Regions from separate parts of the Homo sapiens genome. Here region 2 is linked to region 1. A link is a loop called in an ENCODE intact Hi-C map of the cell type or tissue named here. Cell type or tissue: dorsolateral prefrontal cortex. All regions are shown on one strand.

Region 1 (2,500 bases):
TTCTGGAAGGAGCACCACTTCGAGGCCATTGCGTTGGTGGAGAAGGCCCTGCAGGCCGCATATGGCGCCAGCGCCCCCAGTGTGACCTCGGCTGCCCTCCGGTGGATGTACCACCACTCACAGCTGCAGGTAACCAGCGACCCTGGGTGCTCAGCTTCTTCCCTTCCAGGGGGACCAGCGTCACCTTTAGGTGAAGCCCAAAGCATTTGATTTCTGAATTCCTCTGAAATTTTTCTTTCTTCCAATTCTCATAAGCACTCTTCCCACTGGTCTTTGATGGTATCTGAGTGGAGGCTTTGTAGTGAGGGATTTTCATTACAGGGATTTTCTTATTCCTTAGGCTTTCTGAAGTATGATTATCCCAGTGTTATTGATGAGGAAACCGAGGTTCACCCAGCTATTAAAGTGGCAGACATTTTAACACAGGTTTAACTAAGACCCACCCATCTCACCCTTTTGGTTTCTCTCTCTTGATGCCTCATGTCTTCCTGGTTAAAACTTATTTCCTGATCAGTGGCAGTGACCCACACCTGTAATCCAGCACTTTGGGAGGCCGAGATGGGAGGATTGCTTGATCTCAAGCATTTGAGTCTAGCCTGGGCAAGAAAATGGGACCCTATCTCTACAACAAATCAAAAACATTAGCCAGGTTGTGATGGCTTGCTCCTACGTTCCCAGCTACTCTGGAGGCTGGGATGGGAAGATGGCTTGAGCCTGGGAGGTCAAGGCTGCAGTGAGCTGAGATTACACCACTGCACCTTAGCCTGGGTGACAAAGCAAGACCCTGTCTAAAAAAAACAAGCAAACAACAATGAAAATAACAGCAACAAACTTATCTCCAGCTTCAGCCTTCCATGTTGCATAGTGTCTGGCATATATCCGGTAGATGTTCAGTACGTGGGAGCTGTGTTTTACATAAGTTTTCTCATTCCAATGCTGAAAACAGAGAAAAAGATTGAATGTCATGCCTGCATCGACAGCACATATACTAAAATTGGAATGATACAGAGAAGATTAGTATGGCCCCTGCGCAAGGATGACACGCAAATTTGTGAAGTGTTCCATATTTTTCCGCTGCCACCACCACACCGCACTACCTCCCACCCCCTTTTGTGTACAAAACACAAGGAAAAATATTTTTGTTTGAAAAAAAAAAAGATCGAATGTCAAAACAAGCTTAATAACGTAGCCTGCTTTTTAATTTTTTTGAGACAGAGTCTCACTCTGTTACCCAGGCGGTAGAACAGCAGCACACTCATAGCTCACTGCAACCTCAACCTCCTGGGCTCAAGTGATCCTTCTGCCTCAGCCTCCCTAGTAGCTGGGACAAGGCATGCACCATCACCCCTGGCTAATTTTGTTTTGTTGTTTTTTGTAGAGACAGAGTCTCTCTCTGTTGCCCAGGCTGGTCTTGAACACTTTGGCTCAAGTGTTCTTCCCACCTTGACCTCCCAAAGTGCTGGGATTGCAGGCATGAGCCTCTGTGCCCAGCCAACTTAGCCATTTTTACACAGCTGCTGGGGGCAGAACTGGGCTGTGAATGTAGTTCTGTGTGGAAGCGTCGTGCGGCAGTAGGGGAAAGGATGCGGGTTTCAAGTCACGTGGGTACAGCTATCCAAGGCACCTTAAGTCCTTTCTGGACATACAAGATATAAATATAAACAGAGACCCCAGATCTCAGCAGGGAGGTGGCTGGGACGGCTGTGAGTGGAGTCGCTGTGCAGCAGAAGAGGGTTGAAGTCTGGCCGTCTCCCTTGCAGGGTGCCCACGGGGACGCGGTCATCCTGGGCATGTCCAGCCTGGAGCAGCTGGAGCAGAACTTGGCAGCAACAGAGGAAGGGCCCCTGGAGCCGGCTGTCGTGGATGCCTTTAATCAAGCCTGGCATTTGGTTGCTCACGAATGTCCCAACTACTTCCGCTAGGCCCATCATGGCTCAGGCTGCCCAAGGCTTTTCTGTCACCTCTTTTGTTCTCTCACACTGACCAGTCTTGGCCTTAAGCTGACTTAGAAGGGTTTTTCTGAATTGTCTAGATCCATGCATTATTTTTCTAGCTTCCTGCCTTGCTCCCTATTCACTTTACACTGTGAAAGGTGGGGGGTGAGTCCCACTTGAGCGCTTCCTGTTGAATAAAGCAGGCACTTGACCTGGCTGTAGCCTAGGTCTTGAGTGAACCCCAAAAACTTGCTTTCTCTGCTGTTAACACTTTGTTTCCCATCCTACCTGGGGACTGAGAAAGGGCAGAACCATGGGCTGGAGTCTTCAGAGGGCAGAGGTAGTAGGAGGGTCACAGAAGCACACTGCCCTCCCAGGGTCTCCTCGGGCCCCTGGTCTGAATACCCACCTGACCTCTCAACATTGAGGTGTCTCTCACTCTTCTACACACGATAGAAAAGAGAGTCATACACCTGCAGTACATTTTCTCTAATTCAGAGTTGCCTCAATACATTCTTAGGAATGAAACAACTGGGACAAAGAAACTACCATTAGAGTCACTACCA
Region 2 (2,500 bases), 410 kb after region 1:
GCCTGGCCACACTCCTTTGGTTTTGTGTCCTTCCTTCAGGCTTCCCAGGCTGGGTCTTTGAGCCCCAGACTCCTTCTGGCCCCCGACACTCATAGCCGGGCCAGTCTGTCTCCCATAGGGCAAAAACAATCCCGCAGAACACTAGCCTCAGGCCACGTCCCTCTGAGACCATGATCAGATGAGACACAATAAGCCCTCTTCCTGATTTTTTTTTTTTTCCTTGAGATGGAATCTTGCTCTGTCATCCAGGCTGGAGTGCAGTGGCGTGATCTCAGCTCACTGCAACCTCTGCCTCCCGGGTTCATGTGATTCTTCTGCCTCAGCCTCCCAAGTAGCTGGGAGTACAGGAGTGGGCCACTACGCCCAGCTAATTTTTGTATTTTTAGTAGAGACGGGGTTTTACCATATTGGCCAGGCTGGTCTCACACTCCTGACCTCAAGTGATCCGCCCACCTTGGCCTCCCAAAGTCCTGTGATTACAGGTGTGAGCCACCATGCCGGGCCTTCTCTTCATGATTTTTGTCTAAGCACGGACAAAAACAAGGTCTCTGTGCCACCCACAAAGCTCTGCACATCTTGGTAAATGTTCCTTTTTTCCCAGTCAGCCTCACCCCCACTTTCTGATGGCAGCCAATCCAGAGCTAACCGTGGCTTCCTTAAACCCTCCCCAAGTCACCCTGCCAAACCCCATGGGTTTCCTAACAGCATCTTACTGAGATGCCCTGTGGTTCCCTACGCTGTGTGTTTTCCCTCATTGCGCCGACCAGTGAACCCCACCTGTGCACTTCCAGCTGTTCGGGTTGTCTGGGGCCATTGACACCAGAGAGAGATGGTATCTGGGCCTTCTGGACTCAAGTGCAGGTTTCCCCTACTCTTGATCTTGAACTAGTCATTTTCCTTTTAGGACCAAAATGACCTTATTTCTGTAGAGAGGTGGCTGGTGAGGCCCGTCCTATGCCACGGTAGATGGGAAGTTTGTCAATTTCAAGTGCCCTTTGGGCATTAGTTGACTTTGTCATCATCATTCTTCTCATTTACAGAGGGGGAAACAGGCCTGAAGGGGAAGCCCCACAGCTGGGAGGTGGCAGGGCTGAGGCTCCAGCTCTGGAATGACTGACCCCAGCGTCCTAGCTTTGAGCCACCTGACCTCCCACCTTGTGACCCTCAGATGTGGTAGGGGGTGGTGGAAAGAGGTCAGAGGATTTGAGCAAGGAGTTCTTGAGACTCAGTGTCCTGGAATCAGGCACCTCACCCCCAGGGCCAGCCCTCCCGGGGCTGTGAGCTGAGCTCAGGGCAGCTCTCCAAGTTCATGGTCCACATCTTGGACATTCCTGCCCAGCCAGAGCTCTCAGCCCTTTGTGCCAAGGGGATCTCAGCTGGTTCACATTCTGAGACTGTGTTCTGGAATGTGCTGCCCTTTCAGCTTAGAGAGAGGAGTTTGGGTCTTTTTGGGATAAAGCCTGCCTTGTGGGAGAAGAAAGGGAGAGTAACGCTTTGCATGTGGAAAATACTTCAACGTGGTTTTGCATCTGTGTGTTTAAACTTCAAACAACCGCGTGAGTTCGGTGCGATTATTCTTACTTGATAGACGTAGAACCACGTTCACAGGAGGCAACTCACAGGCTCAAGGACACACAACCGTGGGACTGGGACTTGAACCTTGGGTTGTGGACCCCCAAGGTGGGTTTTTGTTGTTGTTTTGAGATGGAGTTTTTCGCTCTCTCACCCAGGCTGGAGTGCAGTGGCACGATCTCGGCTCACTGCAACCTCTGCCTCCTGGGTTCAAGCAATTCTCTTGCCTCAGCCTCCTGAGTAGCTCAGACTACAGGCACACATGCCACCACACCTGGCTAACGTTTAAAATATTTTTAGTAGAGACGGGATTTCACCGTGTTGGCCAGGCTGGTCTCGAACTCCTGACCTCAAGTGATTTGCCCGCCTTGGTCTCCCAAAGTGCTGGGATTACAGGTGTGAGCCACCATGCCCAGCCCAAGGTGGGGTTTTGACCCCCCACTTTCTAGTTGCATTGGATTTCAGGCTCTGGGTGCCCACCTAGGACCCCCTGTCGGAGGTAGAGGGGCTGGGGTCTGGTGGTGGGGCCGCTGCTGACCTCTCTGCCTCTGTCCCCTGCCCTTGTGTTCCAGCCTGCGGTGGAAGCACACCTCCTCCCTGAAGGTGGCCAACGAGCCCGTCTTAGCCTTCACGCAGGGCAGCCCTGAGCGAGATGCCCTGCAAAAGGTAATGGGAGGGTGGGAGGCACCCGAGAGGTGCAGGGCATGGAGCAGAGGCCATCCCCAGCAGCCCTGAGATAGCGCCCCGTGCCTGCAGCCATCACCCGCTTCTACCCTTGCTCCCAGCCTTGGGTGGAAGCCTGGGAGGGCTGTGGGTCTGGAGTGTGGGAACAGCTGGGAGGACCAAGGTGGCAGCCTGGAGCTACTCTGGGGCTTCTCAGGCCAGGTCAGATGTCATAAACCTAGTTGTTTTATAGTTAAACATGTTT

The links. A loop is a pair of places that touch in the nucleus more often than their neighbours do. Peaks named below come from ENCODE experiments on the same cell type or tissue, not always from the same donor. Only the 100,000 strongest peaks of a DNase experiment are listed, where the experiment ranks them.
Region 2: it touches region 1 in a loop (3-fold over the local background); 2 of 110 quality-filtered maps call a loop at or near these places.

What each region holds. Positions count from the first base shown.
Region 1 is chr1:19,303,647-19,306,146 of GRCh38, reverse strand. It overlaps AKR7A2 (aldo-keto reductase family 7 member A2), which reads left to right. Exons shown (of 7, transcript NM_003689.4): 6 at 1-129; 7 at 1,761-2,182. The coding sequence ends at 1,922. LOC124903867 (a long non-coding RNA gene) reads right to left here. Exons shown (of 3, transcript XR_007065521.1): 3 at 799-936. It also overlaps the pseudogene RNU6-1099P. Among named protein-coding and RNA genes, the nearest start is that of AKR7A2, 7.2 kb to the left of the region's middle. In dorsolateral prefrontal cortex, no CTCF peak of the experiment used is centred here; no DNase peak of the experiment used is centred here; H3K27ac peaks cover 296 bases.
Region 2 is chr1:18,889,750-18,892,249 of GRCh38, reverse strand. It overlaps ALDH4A1 (aldehyde dehydrogenase 4 family member A1), which reads left to right. Exons shown (of 15, transcript NM_003748.4): 2 at 2,145-2,238. Among named protein-coding and RNA genes, the nearest start is that of MIR1290, 6.1 kb to the left of the region's middle. In dorsolateral prefrontal cortex, no CTCF peak of the experiment used is centred here; a DNase peak (open chromatin) is centred at 1,327; H3K27ac peaks cover 1,120 bases.